Regions from separate parts of the Homo sapiens genome. Here regions 1 and 3 are each linked to region 2. Evidence: chromatin contacts called from ENCODE Hi-C or POLR2A ChIA-PET data. All regions are on one chromosome and are shown on one strand. Each heading gives the region's core, a stretch centred on a gene start or an enhancer-like site at or near the end of the contact. The rest is flanking DNA. Distances are from core to core; before and after follow the strand shown. Region 1 overlaps LOC125312414 (a long non-coding RNA gene). Region 2 overlaps LINC00970 (long intergenic non-protein coding RNA 970). Region 3 has its middle 32 kb from the start of MIR557.

What was found. Hi-C counts contacts between places; a loop is a spot of excess contacts on that map. ChIA-PET counts read pairs that join two places held with the same protein, here RNA polymerase II (POLR2A). Pooled maps may share reads with other maps.
Region 1: a map of naive thymus-derived CD4-positive, alpha-beta T cell shows a loop between it and region 2 (5-fold over the local background). The contact joins two enhancer-like sites. A Hi-C loop is called at or near these places in 1 of 168 maps with a recorded cell type or tissue (naive thymus-derived CD4-positive, alpha-beta T cell) and 5 of 50 pooled maps. POLR2A ChIA-PET finds 5 or more read pairs at or near these places in 2 of 52 experiments (A673 and naive thymus-derived CD4-positive, alpha-beta T cell).
Region 3: a loop to region 2 is called in a pooled map, with 4 times the contacts of the local background. The contact joins two enhancer-like sites. A Hi-C loop is called at or near these places in 2 of 37 single-sample maps with no recorded cell type and 7 of 50 pooled maps.

What each region holds. Positions count from the first base shown.
Region 1 is chr1:168,438,526-168,442,530 of GRCh38, reverse strand. All of the region lies in intron 4 of LOC125312414 (a long non-coding RNA gene), which reads left to right. Among named protein-coding and RNA genes, the nearest start is that of MIR557, 65 kb to the right of the region's middle. RefSeq lists a silencer at 2,443-2,592. Within about 2 kb of position 2,595, at least 3 of the 41 ENCODE cell types and tissues checked have a DNase peak (open chromatin) inside an H3K27ac peak, as active enhancers do.
Region 2 is chr1:169,042,421-169,046,265 of GRCh38, reverse strand. The region is part of intron 3 of LINC00970 (long intergenic non-protein coding RNA 970); the gene reads left to right. Among named protein-coding and RNA genes, the nearest start is that of LINC00970, 43 kb to the left of the region's middle. RefSeq lists enhancers at 966-1,095, 1,648-1,907. Within about 2 kb of position 1,750, at least 6 of the 41 ENCODE cell types and tissues checked have a DNase peak (open chromatin) inside an H3K27ac peak, as active enhancers do.
Region 3 is chr1:168,341,489-168,345,747 of GRCh38, reverse strand. No RefSeq gene overlaps it. Among named protein-coding and RNA genes, the nearest start is that of MIR557, 32 kb to the left of the region's middle. Within about 2 kb of position 2,892, at least 9 of the 41 ENCODE cell types and tissues checked have a DNase peak (open chromatin) inside an H3K27ac peak, as active enhancers do.

The DNA of each region.
Region 1 (4,005 bases), core at 1,346-3,845, 600 kb after region 2:
TGAATCCCCCTGTATTGTTCTCCAGTTGTGTGCACTTCTCGAACAACATAATTGCATGGTGGTAAAGAGCTCTGACTTTGAACTGACATGGTTCAAATCCTAACTTCTCAACTTACAGTAGAATAAATTAAAATACCTATAATTTTTATGGTGTTACTGTGAGATTACATAAACTAGCGCACGTCAAATGCTGTGTCTGGCACAGAATAAGGCTCTCTAAGTGCCAGTCTTATCATAATCCCCAAGTGGGGCAAGGAACATCTTCTACTCCTCATTTACCCCTTATAATCTAAGCACACAATAAACGCTAGGCACACGATGGGTGTTTAATACATGCTGACCAACTGACTGAATAACTTCCCCAATATGACTGCATTCTTCCAAGGCTGATAAAAACATTTCTGCCCAAGAATTCTATGAAAATTTTTATAGCTGCTTTTTAGGCTCACACTTTGACTTATCATCCCATTGACCTCCTCTCCATCACATACTCCTTTAAAGTAAGAAAGAATTCCCCGTGCTGTTCCAGTGGCTAAAGGTCTCATGGCTGCAGCAGTGAGTCAGCAGCTCACCCTGCAGCTGGCAGCTCAGACCCAACCGTGGCCCACTGTGCTCAGTGTGTCCTGCAGCAGCCACGGGTATTCCCAAGGACACTGCAGCATCCCACCTGGGGCACTGCAGTTATCTCAGGTCCATGCCTCACTGCAGCTTGAAGCCTGATGCTGATGAGTGTGCAGAAGAGCTGCTTCACTTCAGCTGCCTTTAAGCCCCTGGCCACTTCTGGTCCCCAAAGCCTACAGTTAAGGAAACAGAGCACATTCCCGCAAACAGAATCCTCAATAGGGCGGCCTGGCAGCCATCTGCATACTGGGCAAAGCACATGCAAAGCTGCATCCATTGGTCTGAAAAGCATCCTTTTTATTACTGACTGTGTCTAGCCAAACCTTGGGCAAGGGGGTAGGAAGATTGGGAAGGAGAGCCCTCTGAGCCCTTAGGGCCTAAATGTGCTTGTTCAGGCTAAAGGGAAAACAGACTCTATCTATTCTCTTTTGATGAGACAGTGAGCTCCTTGACAGCAAAGACTGCGTGGGGTTCCAGAGGCATCCCCAGTGCCTAGCCTGCACACAGGAGGTTCTCAGTTCATGTTGACAGCTGGTGATGGCTGATGAATGGCCAAGCCCATCAAGTAGGAGTGCAATACTGCAGTTTCCTCCCATGTCCCTGGAACACCACCTCCTGCCCCCACCATGATTCCTCCCTCCTCACCTCTACCACATGCTTCCAGTGCCCCAGGAGCAAAGGAAGAGCTCCCTCTCTCTCCCCATTGGAACCTGATTTGTTGAAGTTGCCCCCCACCTCAGAAGCCAGAAGAGAGGCTTCGATGGAAGGCACACAGCCGTTCTAGCAACTGAATGGAGATCATAGGTACATATGTATATATTGATTGTGATACTTCTGAGGGATCTATCTCAGTTCCCAGAAGAAGAAAATGGCATGGCTTTTTCACTGGGCATGGTCACTATGAGCTTCAATGATTGAAATGGAAATTAAAGTGAAAGGCTTTCCTCAGTCCCCAATAATGTATGTTTCTGTCTTGCCTTATACAAATTTCCCCCCAAAAGCTATTCTATTTGATAGCCTGCCTCTCTTCTCTCTCTCTTCACTCTCTCTCTCTCTCTCTCACACACACACACACACACACACACACACACATATACATGCTATGTAATGTGGTGCTGGAAGAGATATTAATCAATAACTACTGAATCAATAGTAGTAATTTTCTCACTTTGATTTTCAGTAGTAATCAATAACTACTGAAAATCAAAGTGAGACTGAGGACCAGAGGTAAGTGACCTGACTAAGTCTCACAGCCAGTAAGTGGCCTTACTAGACTCCTGAATTCCAATCCAGTGATCTTTTCACTTCATTATGAAATTGTTTGGTTTTGTTTTCTTGTTTGTTCGTTTGTTTTTGTTTTGTTTTGTTTTTGCTTTTCTTTAATGTCTTCAAAGGAGAGCTAATGTCAGGTTTTTCCTCACTGAGAAGTTGCAACATCTCCCAGGTAAAAGCCAGGTCCTCCAGGTAAGACATTCTCCCAGATCCTGCTTTTTTTTTTTTCCTTTTTTTTTTTTTTCTTCATTCTCCTGGGATGCTGTCTCACCTAAAATGGCAGGGAGGACCCTGGACCGCTCACCTTCCCATGTAATAAGTGATAAGTATACTTATCATACAAAAGAGATGGAGAGGCTCTTCCCTATCACAATCTAAAGCCCAGACAGATACAGTCATCATTTGTGACAATGAAGATTTTCCTTTGCAAATGCAGCAACTTAACGGTAAAATTGTGGAAAGGAGGCTGTGTGTGTTCACCTTGGTCGGTGCTGCAGCCCAAGCACAGCTGGCGCCTCTAGGGCGCATTCAAGTGAGGGAATAGTTATACTTGGCAGGCAGTCCTGACCAGCCATTTTGCCCAGGTCTCCTTGGATGCCTTCAGACTGCAGAGATCTTATTCAGTTTGCATCCCCCGCACAGTCTGCAAGCCAAGCTGCAGACATCAATCTGTTTCAGGAGAAAGAGCGCCACCTCCTGTCTCTGGACTGCAAGACCATATTTCTTTGAAAACCGCAGTGATGTTCTAAGCGGCTCAGTGCCTAAAGAGATCCGCTCTCCACAGCGAGGGGAGAAAATGGCACCTATGAAATTCGTACCGATACCCCATGTCACACTGTGAACCAGTGACTCTCCCAGGAAAACCCTGGACAAGCCCTGCAGCACGCATCCTTCTCCTTTCTTACAGTTTCATTTCTCCCCTCCAGCTTAGAACAGATGGAAGCCTTAGAGGCTTGTCGTTCAGCTGAGGATCTGAATGTAAAGAGACATGCTCAAGGTCACACAGCGGCCCCGTTCTAGACCCAACACAGACTTCTCCCACGCCAAGTAAAGGCTGGATCGAATTTATGCATTTCAGATTTCTTTCTCTTTGCCCGCAGTAGAAATTTTGCAACAGAGTTTTCTTCACTACTGCTTTGCTGATCTCACCCACTATGATCCCAGCTACAGTCCCCTCTCTCTTCCACATTATCCTTTGTAGTATAGCTGTATATGTTCAAATGTTAGCTCCCCTATTAGAACCCAAGTCTCTTGAAAGGAGGCCAATACCTGATTAATTCTTGCAGCCTTTTGGAGGACTTCCTGCTAGTTAAGCATCTGGGGACTTAGCTCCCCATGCCCTATTTCTTCTCAAGGGCCTCAGAAATCAAATCCACTCTCCTGGTCTTTTTAAAGCTGTCATCATCTACTGCTCTCTTAGGGGTCCTGTTTCCCCAAGAATGACTGAAAAGGACACAAGCTCTCTGGTTTCTCGCTTAGTATCTTCTTTCCTGTTCAACACCCCCCCAAAAAAATTACATCAGCCCTTAATATTTCAAAAGTTTTATTTCTAATCACTACCAGCAAACAGATGAGATAACAAATACAACAGTTTTTGCAATTGACAAAGTTTCCTGAGATTTTTCTGAATGATTATCTCCTGAAACAAAAGAAAATACTCAATTGTGAACTCTACTTATCTTTGCTCTCATCCCACCCCCAAAAAAAGAAACTTGAGAGTGGAGCTGCAACTTTACAGCCTAAGGACAGGAAAACCAGTGCCACGATTTCCACCAGAGGAGGCTCCACAGCCACAGACCGTCACATAACCAGTCTGCCTCATCCTCCTCATCTGTAAAATGGCCAGAATAAAAGTGTTTACTCATAGGAAAATCCTTATTTGAGGATTAAATGAGGTCATTTAATCCCCAGAGTGGTATATAGCAAAAATTAAGTCCATGGTCGATGGTTATTTAATTCATTAGGTAATTTATTTCATAAAACAAACCTGATGACAAGAGAATAGAACATAAAGGACAAAAATCTTCAAGGAAAGTAGCAGGGGCTCAGCTGAAGTATAAGGAGTAATACTGTGGGGGATGTGCCAGTGAGTACCAGGAGGAAAGATGCCTT
Region 2 (3,845 bases), core at 501-3,000:
ATATGGTTTCACCTGTTTCTCTCTCAAGTGAGATACATGCCTTTGGAGCCCTGAGCTACCTCATAAGAAATCTGGAGACCTTGAAGGGACCATGCAGAAGGACCATGTGGTGGGTCCCAAAGGGATAGAGGGAGGTGCCTGGGGAGCCACAGCTGCTCCAGCCCCTGCTCCAGCTATTTGTCTTCCCAGCATGGGAACAAGACCTGTGAATGAAGAAGCCTTGAAATTGACCCCAGCTCTAGCCACTGACCAGTCTGCCTCAATCACCTGGGAGACCCCGATTCAGACTAGCTCAGCTCAGCTGCTCTCAAATTCCTGGCCTACAAAACCCACAAGAGCTAATAAACAGCATTGCTCTTGCAAGGCACTAAGTTTTGGGCTGATTTGTTATGTATTGCTAGATAACAAATAAACGCATGATATCAACTAATAACTCTGTGTGGCAGGTATTGTTATCTTAGTTTCACAAATGAAGAAACTAAGGTTTAGAGAACTTGAGAAGCATACATACAATACCGCTAGGGAGACACAGAGCTGGGACACAAACTTGTGTCCACGAGACTCCAGAGCTTGTCAAGGATCCTCTGCACCAGGAGGCTGCCTCACTGGATGCTGGAGGAGGTTGAAACAAATAGGTAAAATTGTGTTTTTCTGTATCTGCCCTACTAGCCTCTCATGATTCTAAGATTAAACACACGATCACATTGTGTTTGGAAGATCACCACCTGTTCAAAACACTCTAGGCTCATAGTTAACTGGCAGAACCAGCCCCTGAAGTGAATTTACTAAAAGGCTCTGTGTCCTGCGTCTCCTTAGGAACAGTGCTGGGTTTCAAAGTAGGCATCAGGGCAGGGCTGCTAGTTAAAGGGGGTGGTCAGCAGGCCCAGAGGGCCCAGGTTGCCCTGGGGAAGCCTGGAGAAGGCTGTGAAGTTCCAAGCTTAAGGCAGGCAAGGGAAGGCCATATGGTGTGTGGTGAAAAATGGCGGAGGAAAACAGAACAAACAAGGCTGAGGAGTGGGAGCACAGCTGAGAAGGAAGTGAGAAGAGCACGATGTAACGGAAGCTCTGGAGAGCAATGAGAGAAATCTTCACAGACTGGATGGCTGAATGCTCCCCAGAGACACAGAAGGGCTCTGCTGCTGCTGCCAAGGGGAAGCAATTGGTTTGATATTAGACCCAAGGGGATTTACATGCCAAGGTCCACTTTAGAATTTCTATCCTAACCTCTGAACCCATGTACTTCTAAAACGTATATGTAAATGTTTCTGAGAAGACAGGGTCCATTCATTCAGGTTAATGTCTATCAAGCATCTATTATGTGCTGGGTGACCAGTGACAATGGGACATATAGAATATAAATTAAACACATTTTCTGCCCAAGAGGAACAGGGTCTGGAGGGAAATGATAATTTTTGGACACCTATTGTGTGCCAGGTCCTATCTGGGGTGATTTACTTAAATTTTCTCATTTAATCTTGACACCTATTCTACAAAATAGGCATTACCTTTATAAGAAGCTGAGCTTAGAGAAATTAAATAACATGCTTAAAGTTATATACAGCAAGCAAGTGTGTGTGTTTTAACCCAGGTTAATCTAATTCTAAAACCCATAATTGTTCCGCTGTCAACCCTGCCTCTCAGGCTTATGGGTTCGCATTTCTGGGTGCAGATTTCATGGAACTGTGTACAGAGGGCTTTAAGTCAGCAGAGAGGAAGTGGTTAGTCCTGCCTTGAAGAAGGTGCAGGAGGGGACGTGGTTTCACAGAAGTTATTAGATCAGGGCAGTGTAGGGAGAGGAGGAGTTTAGTAGTTAGAGAAGGACACTGTAGACAGAGGGAGTTGCAAGTCAGAGGGAACAGTGTGCCAGGCATGGAATGGAGGAAGACATAGTTGGAAAGACAGGCCAGGGCTAGACTGTGAGAAACTGTTTCTTTTCAAAGGAATATGGGCAAAGGGAAGCACTGAGGTTTTTAAGCAGGAAAGTGACTTGATCAGATGTGCCTTTTAGAAAGGTCATCCTGATAGCTCTTGGCAGTATTGTTAGGAGCAGAAAGAGCCTGGCCATTTTCACTTAGATGTTGCACTGACCTCTGAATCTCAAAAATCTCACAGTGAAATGCATGATCTGTCTTCTTCCTGCTTGCAAACTCTTATCTACTCCTGGGTACCCAACTTGGTAAGCACCTCACCATCCACCCAACTGACCAGGCCAGGGGCCTTGGCTTGTACAGAGGTGGGTGTGCACAGATGCTGACAAAGCTTAAGCATCAGGGCCCCTCACTCACATGAGCACTCTCCAGGCCCTGCACTGAATTTTGTGTTTGCAGCTTTGTAGTCAAGAGCTGTGCTAATCTCTTAGTTGTGCCATTTTTTCTCTTAAACTCTTTCTAATTTGGCTTTCAGCCACTATCTGCCACCTGGATCCCTGTAGTGGGTTTTGCTTAGGTTAGCCTGCTTCTCTACTTGCCACTGGAAATTTTATTCTCAAAGTAATTCTTCTAAAACATAAGTCAGGTCATGTTATTCCTCTGCTTAAAACCCTGTCATAGTTTTCACTGAGAGTAAAAGTCAAAGCCCTTACATTGCGCACTAGGGCCGTGCATCTCCTGACTGCTGTTTCCTTTTTGAGTTTTTGCCCACCACTCTTCCTTACACTTTGTGCTGCTCTAGCCACACTGGCCTGGAGCCACTCCTCAACACTCAGGCCCGCTCCCATTGTAGGGTCTTGGCTTTAACCTTTCCCTCTTTCAGGAGGCCCCTCCCACAGATATTTTCTCACCTCCCACAAGTCTGTGCTCAAGTCTTGCCTTCTTAATGAGACCTATTCTGACTACTATTCTTTTTTCTTTCCAACTTGTATTTTAGGTTCAGGGGGTACATGTGCATGTTTGTTACGTGGGTAAATTGTACGTCACAGGGGTTTTGTGTACAGATAATTTTGTCAACCAGGCAATCAGCATAGTACCTGATAGGTAGTTTTTCAATCCTCTCCCTCCTCCTACCCTCCACCCACAAGTAGGCCCCAGGGTCTATTGTTTCCTTCTTTGTGTCCATATGTACTCAATGTTTAGCTCCCATTTATAAATGAGAACATGTGGTATTTGGTTTTCTGTTCTTGTGTTAATTTGCTTAGGGTAATGGCCTCTAGCTGCATCCATGTTGCTGCCAAGGATATGATTTCATTCTTTTTTTGTGGCTATATAGTATTCCATGGTGTATATGTACCACATTTTTTTTTTATCCAGTCCATCATTGATGGGCACCTAGATTGATTCCATTTCTTTGCTATTGTGAATAGTGCTGCAGTTAACATACATGTGCTTGTCTGACCACTATTTTTAACACTGCAACCTGCCCCTTCCCCTCTCCCCTGCAGCCCTGGTTTACCATATTTTCAGAGATAGAAATCATACACTTTTATGTAACCTATGTATTAGCTAATGCTCTGTATCTATATATATTGACTTCCCAATTATTGATAACAATATTGACTCTTCAGAGAATTTTAAAGCTCAGAAATCCTTTTCATATCTATTCTCTCATAGGAATTATTGCCTTCCTGTTATACATAATAAAACTAAGCTCAGAGTTAAGTGAATTGTCTATTAATAACTACCAAATTTTGGCACCTACTCTGTGCCAGACACTATAAATATATCATGGCCAATGCTTACAATAGACCCATGAAGTGGATATTGTTTTCTGTGTCTTGCAGTTGAGAAAGCTCAGTGTTTGACACTTATGTGATGGTCTAAGTTCCCATTGCCTGTCACATCCAGGACTGCTTGATTCCAGAGCCTGTTCTTTTTCCATTGTTGTTCCTGTTCATTTCATTTCTTCATGCT
Region 3 (4,259 bases), core at 1,643-4,142, 700 kb after region 2:
TTTGGAGAGCATTTGTCTGGCTTTTCATAAAGAAAATTCTGGCCTGGCGCAGTGGCTCACTCCTGTAATCTCAGCACTTTGGGAGGCTGAGGTGGGCAGATCACTATGTCAGGAGATTGAGACCACCCTGGCCAACATGGTGAAACCCTGTCTCTACTAAAAATACAAACATTAGCTGGGCATGGTGGCGTGTGCCTGTAATCCCAGCTACTCAGGAGGCTGAGGCAGGAGAATCGCTTGAACCCGGGAAGCGGAGGTTGCAGTGAGCCGAGATTGCACTCCAGCCTGGTGACAGAGCTAGACTCCGTCTCAATAAAAAAAGAAAGTTCTACTTTTTCTACAGTAACCACACTGATACTCAGGGAAAAAAATGAATAAAACTACCTTTAAAAATCAAGAGAGAAGCTGGGCATAGAGGTGCAAGCCTATAATCTCAGCTACTCAGAAGGCTAAAGCAAGAGGGTCCCTTGGGCCCAGGATTTTAAGGCTGTAGTGTGCTGTGATCATGCCTGTGAATAGCCACTTCACTCCAGACTGGGCAAGGTGGCAAGACTCTGTCACTTAAAAAAAGAAATCAGGAAACAGAGGAGACAGTGAGACAGAGGGAAAACATTATGGCAAATTAACCCACATACAGCACCTTTTCATTTTGTTTTTTATCTGTCTTAACTCAGGTCACAACAACTCCATCCCTTATCATCAGGTATGTGTGTCCAGCACCTAACTATGTTAAACTGGGAACAGTTTAAGATACCCAAGTACAGCATGGACTTCAGTAACAAAAACCTTCCTGCCACTTCCCAACTGATTGCCCTAAGACAGTGCCCTTACTTAACTTCTCAGCCTCGGTTTCCTATCTATAGCATGAGCATAATCATCTTGGCTAACAGTGATAGGGCAAAGGTCAAATTCGGTAAAATATGTGAAATATCTGTAAGCTATAAAGCACCATGCCCATATTTTTGGACATTATGTTTTATACATCGATTTACTTAACATTCATCCTGGCAACCTCCTCATTTGCATGCCCTCTGGCAAACAGAAATCTAGGACACAGCACAGCAAACTTGGAAGCATAGAGAAAATGCAAACTATGAGCAAACCTAGCATAAACACACAGATTTACCAGGAAATCATTTATACTGTAAGCAAAGAAATAAATTTTGGTGCGTAAATGTAGGGGATTCATTATTAACTGAATCTTACTCTTTAGTCAAAGAAGGTTTCCTGAAGAAGGAGGGATGTCAGGCAATTTTTAAATACCAGAAAGTTGAGCCTAAGAAGCACTTATGAGGGGTAAGTAGTCCATTGACCCAGGACAGCAAGTAGATGTGTCTCATTCCATCACCCAGGCTACTAAGAGAAGAAGAGGGGTATGAGAAGACATTGAGTACATAGACCAAGTTCCCTGTTTCACTGTGAGTCACATGAAGACCCTGAAACGTGAGGATGTCAACTCAGAGCCCACAGATGGCAAAATCAGGATTCTTATCCTCTACATACTTACAAATCTCTACTACCCTTGGAATTCAGGGCTGCTTAGATGACAGACAGAAAAAGACAACGTATCTCATGGGGGCTCTCACGCTTGCTCTGATTCTGGCTTCCTCTCCTTGGCCTTTTGTATCATCTCCTGGGGGTCTCTAGAGCTACCTAAGTAGCTAACAAGCAAGCTGAAAAGCTCATCTTCAGCAAGATCACTTTTGCAAGCGTAACAGTCTCAGATGAAATAGATTGGCTTCTTAAAGGACTTTGGCAGCACTCAAAAAAAAATCCTTTTGAAGCAGCAGTGCATGTGAGAGGGAGTGGGGAGCAGGGATGGTGGGGTGGGCTTACGACATTCTAACAACCAGAGGTCTCATGATACCTTGGCTTTTCCTAGAGAGACAGGACTCAGGTGTTCTGGGCCCTAATGATCCACTCCTGTTTTCACTGCCTCCTCTGTCCCCCACTTGTCCTTGTCCTTCCTCTAGGAGGCAGCAATACAACAGGGCTGTGTTACACAGTGGGCTCGATCATCCACTCTCCAAAACGCTCAAAGAACACAGATGGACTCTTCCTTCTGAGTAAATCCTCCTCAATTAGAAAGCTCCTCGGCTGGCCCTATCTTAACATCTGCCTGAGGTCCATATACTGTCTACGAGATGCTCATTAGTACTGCAGGCCCTAGAGTCATCGGTAGACCTTGGACACCAGTAAAACATGTAGAACCATCTCCTCCAGAGCCAACAACTTATTATGAAACCTTCACATTTTCACTGCCAAGCAGGTAGCAGGGGGGCCTCAGAAAACCACAAGCTTTGTCTCTTTTCATACACCTCTAATATCGAGGTGTCAGGTCAGACAACTCTACCAAAACTGCAGTATAAAATCCTTTATACTGTAAGCAAATATATTTATTTCAATGGACCACTTAACCCTCATAAGTGCATCTTAGGCTCAGCTTTCTGGTATTTAAAAAATTGCCTGACACCCCTCCTTCTTCAGGAAACCTTCTTCGACTAAAGAATAAGATTCAGTTAATAATGAATCCCCTACATTTATATACCAAAATTTATTTTTTTGCTTACAGAACCAAATTTATTTCTTTGCACCAGGACCAAAATTGCATTATACCCTCCTCAAGAAGCTTCGTAAATGATTATTTGGTTTTGAACTTTGTTTTTGGTGTTTTGCCTGTCCTACTCAGAAGGCAGCTTTTATCCTGACGACGTTTCAGTTTTAGCTATGGCTCTCTCTAAAGCTGCTAGTTTTGTATGGGTAGCTCCTTCCTTAGAAGGAAAATCTGCAGTATCTTTTTTAAGTTCTGCGTCAGAAGACGGCCTGGACGGAGGGTGGGGTGACTGATGAGTTGGAGCTTTGCTGCCACCTGGTGTCCGACCGAGGAGGATGACGCAGTTCCCTAGATAAAGACTTGCAAGCTCTAGAGCCTCATCTGCTTTGCCGTGGGCGTGGGTGATTGTGCAGAGTTCTGGGTCACGCGCTTGGCTCTGATTTAAGGAGGTCAACCACACATACCCACGGGCAGAAAAACGGAGGCTGGCGCCTGCCGTCCCACCCCATCACCAGGACGAAAGGGGTGGGACCAGCACTCCCCATTTCCACAACCTTTCCCATGGCTTTTGGGTGACTTTTCCTGCGCTCCTCCCCCAATACGATATTCTCCCCTAAGGAATAAATGGAGAGACAGAGGGGGAAGCAGGAAAATGTAAGCAATGTGACTTTCTCTGGGGTCCTCATTCCCCTGCAGAGAGCTCTGAGGACTAAAACCAAGACTTGAAGGAGAAAAAGAGGTTTTAATATCCAAGCTCTGAAATCTCCAGGTTATGCAAACCATCAAAGTGATGTGAATGGCCTCCCGTAAGTAGGGATGGAGAGGACCCTGTGAACCAACTAGAAATAAACACTTAGGAAAAATAGCTTCAGCTTATTTAACTAAAGTTACGTCTGATGGCTGTTTGTGATTCCTCTGCAAGCTTGAACCTCTAATAGCACCTGCTATGTATTACGTATGCCCAAAGTGGGGACATTCATACAAGACTTCTTCACACTTTTAATAATGATAATGCTGTGAACTTTAGTTAATTAGAAGGATCGGGGACTGGGCAGCCTGATTAATTCAATTTTCTAGTTAACTAAGAGTTAATGTGGAAGTTATCCCTCTTTTCTAGGATTTTTGGTAGTTACAGCTCTCAGTGCTCATCTGTGTCTGTGGAATATTTCTGTCAATGTGAAGACTCTGACACATGCTTATCAAATTTTAGAAGATATAGGCTTGAAAGGTTTGGTAATGCGTTACATGGCAGAAGTCATTCAAAAGTAATTTAACGGGCTTATATTATGAGTTAAGACTAAAGTCCTGGAAATATATATTTTTTTAAGTTAACCATACAAATACAGGATGTTGAAACTTGGCTTAATAGCAGTTCATGTGGGAAGCCCCAGGCATTTTAGTAACCCAATGTGGCTGCCAAAAATGACAAAGCAGTCTTAGGCAGTGCTGAAAGAGAAAGGCAGTGTTGGGAGCAGGAAAGATGGGAGCTCTACTGAATATGCCATGGTGGGGTCATGTCTACAGATCTCCATTCTATTCTGCCTGCCACAGCAGAAAAGGAAAGGGAACTGATGAAAGTTTTAGAAATCACGGCATATGAGGAAAATTCAAAGCTGCTGACAATGTTTGCAGTAGAAGAATGGAAGGCCTAGGGAGAAACTGAAGAGCTATATTCAAACATGTGAAGGGTTGTCATGGGAAAAGA